Linked DNA regions of Homo sapiens: region 1 is linked to region 2. A link is an interaction called in ENCODE POLR2A ChIA-PET data of the cell type or tissue named here. Cell type or tissue: PC-3. All regions are shown on one strand. Each heading gives the region's core, and the rest is flanking DNA. Links, peaks and the distances in the headings are about the cores only. Region 1 overlaps LOC105370124 (a long non-coding RNA gene). Region 2 has its middle 130 kb from the start of GPR12.

Region 1 (5,376 bases), core at 136-5,135, 160 kb after region 2:
CCAGTCACAACTAGGGCCTCCCTCCTCCCTGATAACATCCTCCCTGCGCCCCATTTCGTCCCTCCTGCCTTTCCATTCCAGCTACTGCAAAGGGCGAGGACTGTGGGTCTCACCTCCTTTCCTTCCCGCCTCCTCCAGCCCTGCAGCCTCCTTCTGTCTGCATGGTCCTTGGAAGCTTCTGCCTCCAGGGCACCTTTTGGGGTTGGATGCTCCCACCCACACTCCGCACCTGGACAGTCTCCCACTGTCCTTTCCAGGAAGTCCTGGACCCTACACTGGTCCTTCTCTGTTCCCTTTGTGACTTTTTGCTTCCACTCTTGCCCCGCTCCAGTCAGTTCTCCATACAGCATCCTGGGTGACCTTTGAAAATAAAACAGACCTGACCTGGCCAGTCTCCTCCGCAGAACACCCCAGGGCTCTCCATGGCTTTCAGGATGACAGCCAAAGTCCTCGCCAGGATCCCCAAGGCCTGAGCCATCTGCCCTGCAGTCTCCCTGCTCTCAACCCTGCTCTTGACCTCCCATCGGCCCCTCCAGGCAGGCTGCCCCCTGGCTCTTCCTGAAATGCATCAGCCCAGGCCCAACTCGGGGCTTCCCCTCAGAGGTCCTTCTGCCCCATATCTCGGCCTAGCTCCCCAGCCCTCACTTGATTTCCATCTCTGCTCCAATGCTTCCTCTTTAGAGAGATGCTCACCACATCAGCCTCTTCACCCATCACTGTCTCTCCACCTACCTGCACAGGGCATCCACGTGCATGATGCAATGTATCACATATGACAGAGTACATATTTGTCTGCTGCGGGCTCCTTCCCTAGAATGGAAATCCTAAGAGGGCAGGGGCCTTGTTGGTTTCATTCATTTCTGCATTCCCAGAACGTAGAATACCAACACATAGCAGACACCCAATAAAATAGGCATCGGATGAATGAATCAATGATAAAAAAATTATATAAATAGTTTAAACATTTTATTTTAACTTAAAACACACATATGGAAATTCACTTGCCAGTATTTTGAGTGGGGCCAAAGCCTTTCTTTGAGTGTGGTGCCTCCACTAGGGAGCTTGCCCCCTTTTTTGCATAAATTCCACCTAGAAAGCATTCGCCACAATTTCAAATGTTAATGTCTTTTTTTTTTTTTTTTTTTTTTTTGAGATGGAGTCTCACTCTGTCGACCAGGCTGGAGCTCAGTGGCATGATCTTGGCTCACTGCAACTTCCACCTCCTGGGTTCAAGCGATTCTCCTGCCTCAGCCTCCCGAGTAGCTGGGACTGCAGGCACGCACCACTACACCTGGCTAATTTTTGTGTTTTTAGTAGAGACGGGGTTTCACCATGTCTCGAACTCCTGACCTTAGGTGATCCACACACCTCAGTCTCCCAAAGTGCTGGGATTACAGGCATGAACCACTGCCAAATGTAAATTTCTTTTCTTTTCTTTTCTTTTCTTTTTTTTTTTTTTGAGATGGAGTCTCACTCTGTCGCCCAGGCTGGAGTGCAGTGGCACGATCTCGGCTCACTGCAACCTCCACCTCCTGGGTTCAAGTGATTCTCCTGCCTCAGCCTCCTGAGTAGCTGGTACTACAGGCACGCACCACTACACCTGGCTAATTTTTGTATTTTTGGTAAAGACGGGGTTTCACCATGTCTCAAACTCCTGACCTTAGGTGATCCGCACACCTCAGCCTGGCAAAGTGCTGGGATTACAGGCATGACGGCATGAACCACTGCCAAATGCTAATTTCTTTTTTCTTTTTCTTTTCTTTTTTTTTTTTTTTTTTTTTTTGAGATGGAGTCTCGCTCTGTTGCCCAGGCTGGAGTGCAGTGGCACAATCTCGGCCCACTACAACCTCTGCCTCCCGGGTTCAAGCGATTCTTCTGCCTCAGCCTCCCGAGTAGTTGGGATCACAGGTACGCGCCACCACACCCGGCTAATTTTTGTATTTTTAGTAGAGATGGGGTTTCACCATATTGGCCAGGCTGGTTTCGAACTCCTGATCTTGTGATCCGTCTGCCTTAGTCTCCCAAAGTGCTGGGATTACAGGCGTGAGCCACCGTGCCCAGCCCAAATGTTAATTTCTTTAAAGAAGCATCATAAGATCTTAAAGACTCATGAAAAGCAATTTCAGCACAGAGGCCTTCCTTATTTTCATTATATTCCCCTAATCTTCCGTACACTTAATTGAAAGCAAATGTTTAAGTCAATTTGCCCTTAGTGAGTCTTTCTAAATCATTCAACTTAGTTTTCAAGAAACAACTTTCTTTTTGTGCTCATTATATTGGTTTACATAATTTGCTTACATAATCTGTAATTAAATGACTGAATCACAATAACATGTATTACAGGCATAAGCTGATGTAGGGACAAACACCACTCAACTCAAAAGCGTGCAGCTGAGCAGGAAAACTGCCTGTGGTCACCGGGCCATGGGGATCTGCTGGCACATTTGCTCCATGAGTCAGCTTAGAAGAGGTTGGATGACAGAGCTGGTTCTGTAGTATGCAAATCCTGGATACAGGCACATGCTCATTCTGATGCGGACTGGCATGCCACCCACAGAAAAGAATAGGAAAAGCAAAATTAGAGCGCGAAATGCGACAAGGATCCAAACAAGAAATTTCCCTCAGCCTTTCCCAGCCAAGGAAAATTCCTGCATGAGAAGGAACTGAAGTAAATATAAGGAAGGAAGGAACTGAAGTAAATATAAGGAAGGAAGGAACTGAAGTAAATATAAGGAGGGAAGGAACTGAAGTAAATATAAGGAGGGAAGGAACTGAAGTAAATATAAGGAAGGAACTGAGTAAATATAAGGAAGGAAGGAACTGAAGTAAATATAAGGAAGGAACTGAAGTAAATATAAGGAAGGAAGGAACTGAAGTAAATATAAGAGCCACAGTGAATGTCGGGTTTCTAGACATAGAATTGGCCTGTATCATTAGTAAGCTGAACTTGGTTTTCATTTTTTTTTTTTTCTGTCCCCCAGGCTGGAGTGCAGTGGCATGATCTCGGCTCACTGCAACCTCCGCCTCCTGGGTTCAGGCAGTTTTCCTGCCTCAGCCTCCCAAGTAGCTGAGATTACAGGCATGCACCACCACACCCGGGTAATTTTTGTATTTTTAGTAGAGATGGGGTTTCGCCATGTTGCAGAGGCTGGGCTGGAACTGCTGACCTCAGGTGATCCGCCCACCTTGGCCTCCCAAAGTGCTGGGATTACAGGTGTGAGCCACCACGCCTGGCCTGGTTTTCATTCTTGAGTAAGAATGACTGTAATGTCATTCTCAATTTCTCTGTGGTCCTTTCAATCCTGCACAAATTAATACCTCCAGGTATTTTTACAAACAGGCTTCTGAACCCAGAGTGAGTCCTCACTTTTAATTCTTGTTTTCCTGACTTAGTAACTTTATCCAGCCCAGGTGTCACCATCATGGGTTCTTCTGTTCATTTGTCCATCAGACCCCCATGGAAAACATTGGCCCACCTGTGGATCTCAACAACGCTCCCTCCTGTCTCTCAAGGACACCCTCTTCTAAGGTCTTCACTGCTGGGGTCCTGACCTTCACACACACATTTGCCACAGGGCATTGTCATTGTCATCATCATCCTCCCTCCGTCCCTCCCAGATGCACGGGCTCCAGAAGCCCGGCAACTCCTCCCTGCTGCACCCTGGTCAGACAGGCAAGGGCGGGATCAGGTCGCAGGTGCTAAAGGCAAAGCCAAATGTTCATGATCCTGCAGACATTTTAGTTACAGCCTTCAAGGCCACAATGCCCCCTGGAACGAAACAGGTGACGGTCAAGGCCAAGTCCCTTCCTCTTGGGCATGCACATGAAAACTTGTGACACCTGCCTTTCATCCAAGCCCAGCTAAGGCTCACAGCACCCCGCTTTCTGGCACACTAGCAAGTTGTTTTGTAAGATGCAGATTTGGGCGGGGCCTATTGTTTGGACTCACAGTATGGGATCCATTTCTAAATGGCCTGATGATAGCAGAACCACAAAACCAAGAGTGAAGGGATCACTGGAAAGCGTCAATCACTCTAAGGGGGAAAAGGTTTTCCAGGCCTGAGAGTTGTGGCTGACTTGAATGAAGCTCCTGACATGACATAACGTGACCGTGGTGGGCAGAAAGGGGGACGGACAGGGAGACCCGGAGCACATGGAAAGGGTTGCCCTAGCAGCAAAACCCGGATCTGCCCATGTGGACTCCGTTCATGGGTGAGAAAGGACCCCCATGGGAGCAAAGGAGCACCCAGCCTGCCTGAAGGCACACCCCCTTTATGGGCCGTCAAACCAGATGCCAGATAACATGCAAACCATACAACCACTTCCTCTGCTCTGTCATTGTGATCATCTTCCTTTGGAGTCTGCTTTAAGAGAGAATATGCTGTTCAGGCCAATGCAAATACTTAGTCTGTGGGACAGCTATATTTTTCATGATAAATTACCAAGATGACACTCACTCTCAGCATGAATTACCTCGAGGGCTCTGATGAGATGCTTTCTGGACTGGGCAGTGCAAAAGCCAGACCCCAGACCTTTGTAACCCCCACCCCCAGGGTAAATACCTCTGCGAGACTTCATGAAGGCTGGCCAGCTAGTCCCAGCTGAGGATCCGCGGCAGTGCTGCTCAGCCCTGGCTGTGCACAACATCCGTGCGTAAGAGGATGTGGACACCCAGCCTCACCCCAGCCCAGTTAAAATCAGAGTCTTTAAGAAGTGAGCCGGAACAACAGCTTTTCTTAAAAGCTTCCCAGAAGATTCTAGTGAGCAGCAAAAGTCGAGAACCATGGGCTTAGTGTACCTAACTGATGGAGCCCTCAGATGCTGGAACCTATGTGAACAGTCTTCGGTTTTGTATTAGGCTAATAAGCACTTGTAACATTATTAGTTACCATATACTGAGGGCCTAATATGTGCTAAGCACTGTTATATACTTTCACATTCAGTATGTGAAGACATAAAAACAACTCTGTACAGTGGCTATTGTTACCCCATTTCAAAATGTTTTATTTTAAGAAAACAGGCTCAGAAAGATTAAGTAACTTGAAACAAAATTTGCACAGCTGATTAAGCAGAGAAACTAGTATCTAAATCCAGCCTCCGATTCCAAAAGTCTAAGCTTTTCCATTATGTGTGTTGTCTTTTAGCCTTTAATAATTGCAGAAACTATGAGTGAGATGTTGGGATCAGTACTACATCTTCCTAAACTTTCATCCGTAGGAAATCCGGATTGGGAAGCCTGCTCCTCCAGAGGCTATCAGCGTGTGGACACCTGCCTGTGCTTAAGAGGTCCAATCATTTATTATCGTAATCTAATTTTGTAGAACATCAAACTAGAGAATAATTTCGGGCTAAATTGCATTTGTGTTTTAATCAAGA
Region 2 (5,376 bases), core at 170-5,169:
AAAAGTGCCTGACTCTCAATAGGTATGTTTTGAATGAATGAGTGGGAAAATAATGGCACTCTTGAGTCTCAAGCTTCCAAAATGCCTCATGTTGGAAGGCCCACTTTAAAGGCTGTCTCCAAATCACAATTATTGAATAGTCACGATGGTAGGAAATAAATTTGGATAGAGTTGTTTCTCTTCAATTTGATCCCATCCCTCTTTATCCCAGTTAGCCAAATTGCTGGTACTTGGTATTTCCAAATAAATGTCTAATGAGTGCTTTTACTCTTCAAATGTGATTAAAAGGCCATTCTCCCTCTTCAGCCTCACAACCATCACCACCAAATTAAGAACATAAAATGGGTGCAATCTAATGAAAAATTCAAGAGGAAGAGCAGTAGGTGAAAAATAATATAGCTGCCCCAAACCTGTAATTACTAAGGGAAGGTAGGATAAATGTCTCAACAGTGAGGTGGGACTGGTGGAAGAAGACTTCCAGAGTTGAGCTTCATGCCCATCAGTGGGAGGAGGGATGGACACTGACCCATGGAAGCCTTGATAGAAGAGGGGAAAGTAGCAGGAGGAAGGAAAAGAGAAGTGCAGAGCAAAGCATGTCAGGACAGGGAATGCATGGGCTAGACCACAGCAAATGCGCCAGATGATGAAGGGGAAGATTGGGAGCTGTGTGGAAGACCATGAGTCCAGGCCAAAGTACTCAATACTGTTGGCAATAGTGTTGGAGCTTACATGTCCTGAGATGATGGGAGAACCTTAGATGCCCATGAGTGGGCACTGGACCCAATGCTTGGTCATATCTTTGCTCCTGGCTTTTCTCCCCACCCTCCTTAGAAAGCTTATCATGAATTTCTGCCTCTGCCATTCTGCACCAAGCCTGCCTCTGGGCTGCATGGCTAGATGCTACCCAATCTGCCCCTGATTCTTCTAGAAGCCTTTGTTGTGCTGGACAAAATTTACATGGAGCAACCCTAGATTCCTAGGTGGAGGAGTGTTGGGATATTGAATTAGTCCATTTTCACACAGCTGATAAAGACATACCCAAGACTGGGCAATTTACAAAAGAAACAGGTTTACTTGGACTTACAGTTTCACATGGCTGGGGAAGCCTCACAATCATGACAGAAGGCAAGGAGGAGCAAGTCACGTCTTACATGGATGGCAGCAGACAAAGAGAGAGATTGGATGGGGAAACTCCCCCTTACAATACCATCAGATCTCATGAGACTTATTCACTATCATGAGAACAGCATGGGAAAGAACTGCCCCCAGGATTCAATTACCTCCCTCTGGGTCCCTCCCACAACACATGGGAATTCAAGATGAGATTTGGGTGGGGACCCAGCCAAACCATATAAGATCTCAAGGGTCTATGAGAACCACTAAACCAAGAAGATGTGGAGATGAGCCTTAGCTCATGCATTGGAGAAAGGTCATGGATTAAAAACTATTTGTTTTATTCCTAGGCCTTGAATAGGATTAGGTGACATGAAAGAGATACTTCAATCAGTGGGTCATTCATGAGAGTTCATAAGATTTTGTGAGTTTTATTAGCTAAACTCACTTGATGTGCATTGCCATTGATTAATGGACCCTATTTGAATTCCACCTTTTTATAAAACCACATTCAAGAAAGGAAGAGGAAATGTGGATCCTGCATCAGAATGTGTCTTGAGTCTTCTGGAATACTGATCCACAGGCTGTGATAGACACAGGTCTGGCCTTGTTCTGAGCTCATCCCTGCTAATGAAAAGAGTATCTGATATGGCCAGGCACCGTGGCTCACACTTGTAATCCCAGCACTTTGGGAGGCTGAGGCAGGTGGATTGCTTGAGTCCAGGAGGCAGAGTTGCAGTGAGCTCTGATTGCACCACTACACTCCAGCCTGGACGACAGAGGGACACCCAGTCTCAAAGGAGAGTATGTGATATGGACTTAATAAATTTCCCCAAATTAACTAAAAGAAATCAAGACCAACCCTTGTTGTGTCTAAACCCAAGGAGGATAGTGATTCTACAGGAATCTGGACAGATATGAAACCTAGGATGTCGGACTCAGACAGGCTACGCCTCGTAGAGATTCTCCTAAGACCTCTGGGGGCGGGAATTTCAGCCTCTGTGGTCTCTGTCCACCCACCAAGGGTGCCAGGCAGGAGAAATTTTGCTTGGTGTGTAGTTCCAAGGACAGTGGCAATGTGCTCCCTAACTTTGTGAAGACAAAATGTCAACTTTCTGCAGTAGAACAAAAAAGATGTGAGAAATTAATTTTCTTGCTCAGTTTTAGTTCCTTGATGATGAATACAAAGATGATGGTGACTTTTGGAAGAATTCAGAAGGTTTCAATATTCTCTTACTGGGATATTAATTTCAATCATGAAAAACAGCTCTGGAACTAAAAACCACTATTTTAGGTGGAGTGCTTTTCTTTCTTAACTGCTGGCTTTTCAATTGCAAGCCTACAGAAAAACGGAAAGAATAGCTGGATAGACACCTGGATACCTTTCACCTCATTTTGCCAATTTTTAATATTTTGTGATGAGCTGGGTTTTAGTGTATGTGTTCTTGATAGTACTGGCAATTTTGGTGTTCATTTCTAATCCAGTTATTTTAAAAACAAGTGTTGATTGGGTACACAGAGGGGCCACACACTGATCCAAGCATGGAGATACAGTGAAGATGACACACAAAATCTCAGTCTTTGTGGAGCTCGTGTCATCTAGTGGGAAAGACAGAAAATAAATAAACAAATACGGCATAAATGCAATATTACATGAGGTAGTGCGAAGATTTACTGATTCAGTTTTAAGTGCCTGTAAGCCAATAATTTAGCCAAACTATGAAACTTGACCTCATTACTCAGGTAGTGCAAAGATTAGCTGATTCAGTTTTAAGTGCCTGTAAGTGAATATCTTAGCCAAACTATGAAACTTGACCTCATTATTCAAGGCGTCTGTAAGGCCGCCTTTGGAAACCTGTCCAATGGCCATTGGAGAGCACTAACTCCTGAGCAGCATGCCTCAGCCAGCAAATCCTGGCCTTGTGTCTATGAACACCTCATTCTAGCTTGCATAAAAAGGCAAAAGGCAAAGCAGTAGGCTGGTGGCTGGAACAGGACTTGAGGGACTCTAGATGCTCAACACTGGGTCATGCCTAAATGCAACAGGAGGGAAAGCTATGGGAGGATGAAGAGGGTAGCATTCAGTTTCACTCTAAGCTGCCTCCATACATAGCTTTAGGCCAAGCAACCTAAAGGCTTCTAGTACATGATGAACGGTAACCTCACTGGATGAGTAAACAGCCTGCATCCTACTCTTGTAACAAGTAGCCAAGTCTCAATCAATCACAGCAGATGAGCTTGGTCCAAGCACAGGTGACCAACTGTTTAAAGCTGTTCAAATAAGGCAAACACCCAGCTGTGACCAATCCAGCTGTTTCTGTACCTCAGTTCCTATTTCTATACACTCCTTTTCCTACCCATAAATGTTATCCAGCCATGTGGCTGCCCTGCAGTCTCTCTCAACCTCTTCTGGTTCTAGAGGATGCCCAATTCATGAATGGTCCTTTGTCCAATTAAACTCTGTTACATTTAATTTGTCTAAAGCTTTTCTTTTAACAGAAGCAATCAGGACTCTGGGTCCCTGGGAAAGTGAAATGATTAGGAATCAGGTAGGAAAACCAGGCTTGATGGGAGAAAATCCACATCATTTCTCCAGGAGAAAGGAGGAAAGCCTGGGGGTGTGGGGCTGGGTTATATTCCTGGATCTGGGGAGGAAAGCTTGAGTGTTCCCAGCTGTTAACTCCATGAAGCAGGAGGTGAGACCATCAGCTGAGAGTGAGAAAGGGGGAAAGGGCTGGGGAGAGGGGTGGAAAGAGACTGAACTGAGTATTCATTGTGAAGAACTGAAAGTGAGCTGGCAGGGATTGTGGCTGCTGTTTCCAGGAACGCTTTTTTGACTGAATCTGCATGTGTCATTTTGGAGACTCCAACCTGTACTTGAGTTGAAAATAGAAAAAGCCCCATCACCCCTACTCCCACCTCCTTCCAGCCTTTGTCAGAAGTTGAAGCGAAATGGTTTCCGCACCCGGGCGCAGTGGCTCACACCTGTAATCCCAGCACTTTGAGAGGCCAAGGTGGGCAGATCACTTGAGGTCAGGAGTTCGAGACCAGCCTGGCCACAAAAATTAGCCGGGCATGGTGGCACACACCTGTAGTCCACGCTACTCTGGAGGCTGAGGCAGGAGAATTCCTTGAACCTGGGAAGACAGAGGTTGCAGGGAGCTGAGATCACACCATTGCACTCTAGCCTGGGTGATAGAGTGAGACTCCATCTCAAAAAAAAAGGCCAGGTGTGGTGTGGATCACGAGGTCAGGAGTTTGAGACCAACCTGGCCAACATGGTGAAACTGTCTCCACTAAAAATACAAAAATTAGAGTGGTGTGTTGGCATGCACCTGTAATCCCAGCTACTTGGGAGACTGAGGCAGGGGAATTGCTTGAATCTGGGAGGCGGAGGTTGCAGTGAGCTGAGATTGCACCACTGCACTTCAGCCTGGGTGACATAGCAAGACTCTGTACTCTGCCCCCCAAAAAAGAAATGGGCTTCCATTCCTGTCAGAAACAAACAGAAGTGATTTTGCAGTTCTGGCCTGCCTTTCTGAGCTGTCTTTTGGGTGCAGAGGGTGCCCTGGCAGGGAGGGAACAGGGTTAGGTGGCTGAGCTTGTCAGGCTGGTCAGACTGATTCCCTGGTGTGGGACAGGGAATGAACGTAGAGTCCTGAGTGGGGCAGAGACCGGCTTCTGCTTCCGTATGGAACCATGGGGCCCCTGGAGCCTTCTGCCCTGCAGAAGAGAAAGTTGTAGCTTATTAGAAAGGGAAAGACTTGAATGAATTTTGAGTACAGCTTGTGCAAATGCTTAATTAGAGTAAGCTTTTAAAATTCATCTTGTGGCTCATTGACTCAAAGGTGTGAGAAAGGCTATATTTATCACTCCTCCAGACCCAGCTAGATCATTAAGAAGAAAATGAAAGGTTCTAAATTTTAACAACCTTTCCTTCAGCAAAGACTCTGTAGATGGAACATTGAGGGCATTTCCATTTAATTTATAGCAAAGCCTTTCTTTTGACCCTGAAGTGAGTAGTGAGGGAAGGAGCTGCTGGGCTGATGATGGCCAATGGCTTTTGTGGATGAGGAAGGGGGACAGGGAAGGAAGCTGGGCTTTTCTTAATGATCTGCAATTGACAGACATCTTATTTCTCTATCTCATTTTACTCTCACAACAACCATATACAGTAGGAATCTCTCCCCTCCTCCTCCCCCCACCCCAGGTTCTGTGGAAATGACCCACTTCATAGGAGGGTCAGAACAGTTGTGTGAACTG

What was found. ChIA-PET counts read pairs that join two places held together with the same protein. Peaks named below come from ENCODE experiments on the same cell type or tissue, not always from the same donor. Only the 100,000 strongest peaks of a DNase experiment are listed, where the experiment ranks them.
Region 1: POLR2A ChIA-PET joins it to region 2 with 10 read pairs; 2 of 35 experiments call an interaction of 5 or more read pairs at or near these places.

Annotation. Positions count from the first base shown.
Region 1 is chr13:27,040,768-27,046,143 of GRCh38, forward strand. LOC105370124 (a long non-coding RNA gene) reads right to left here. Exons shown (of 2, transcript XR_941767.3): 2 at 4,979-5,376. Among named protein-coding and RNA genes, the nearest start is that of USP12-AS1, 82 kb to the right of the region's middle. In PC-3, for the core only: no CTCF peak of the experiment used is centred there; a DNase peak (open chromatin) is centred at 2,464; H3K27ac peaks cover 3,068 bases.
Region 2 is chr13:26,884,837-26,890,212 of GRCh38, forward strand. No RefSeq gene overlaps it. Among named protein-coding and RNA genes, the nearest start is that of GPR12, 130 kb to the left of the region's middle. In PC-3, for the core only: no CTCF peak of the experiment used is centred there; no DNase peak of the experiment used is centred there; H3K27me3 peaks cover 1,507 bases.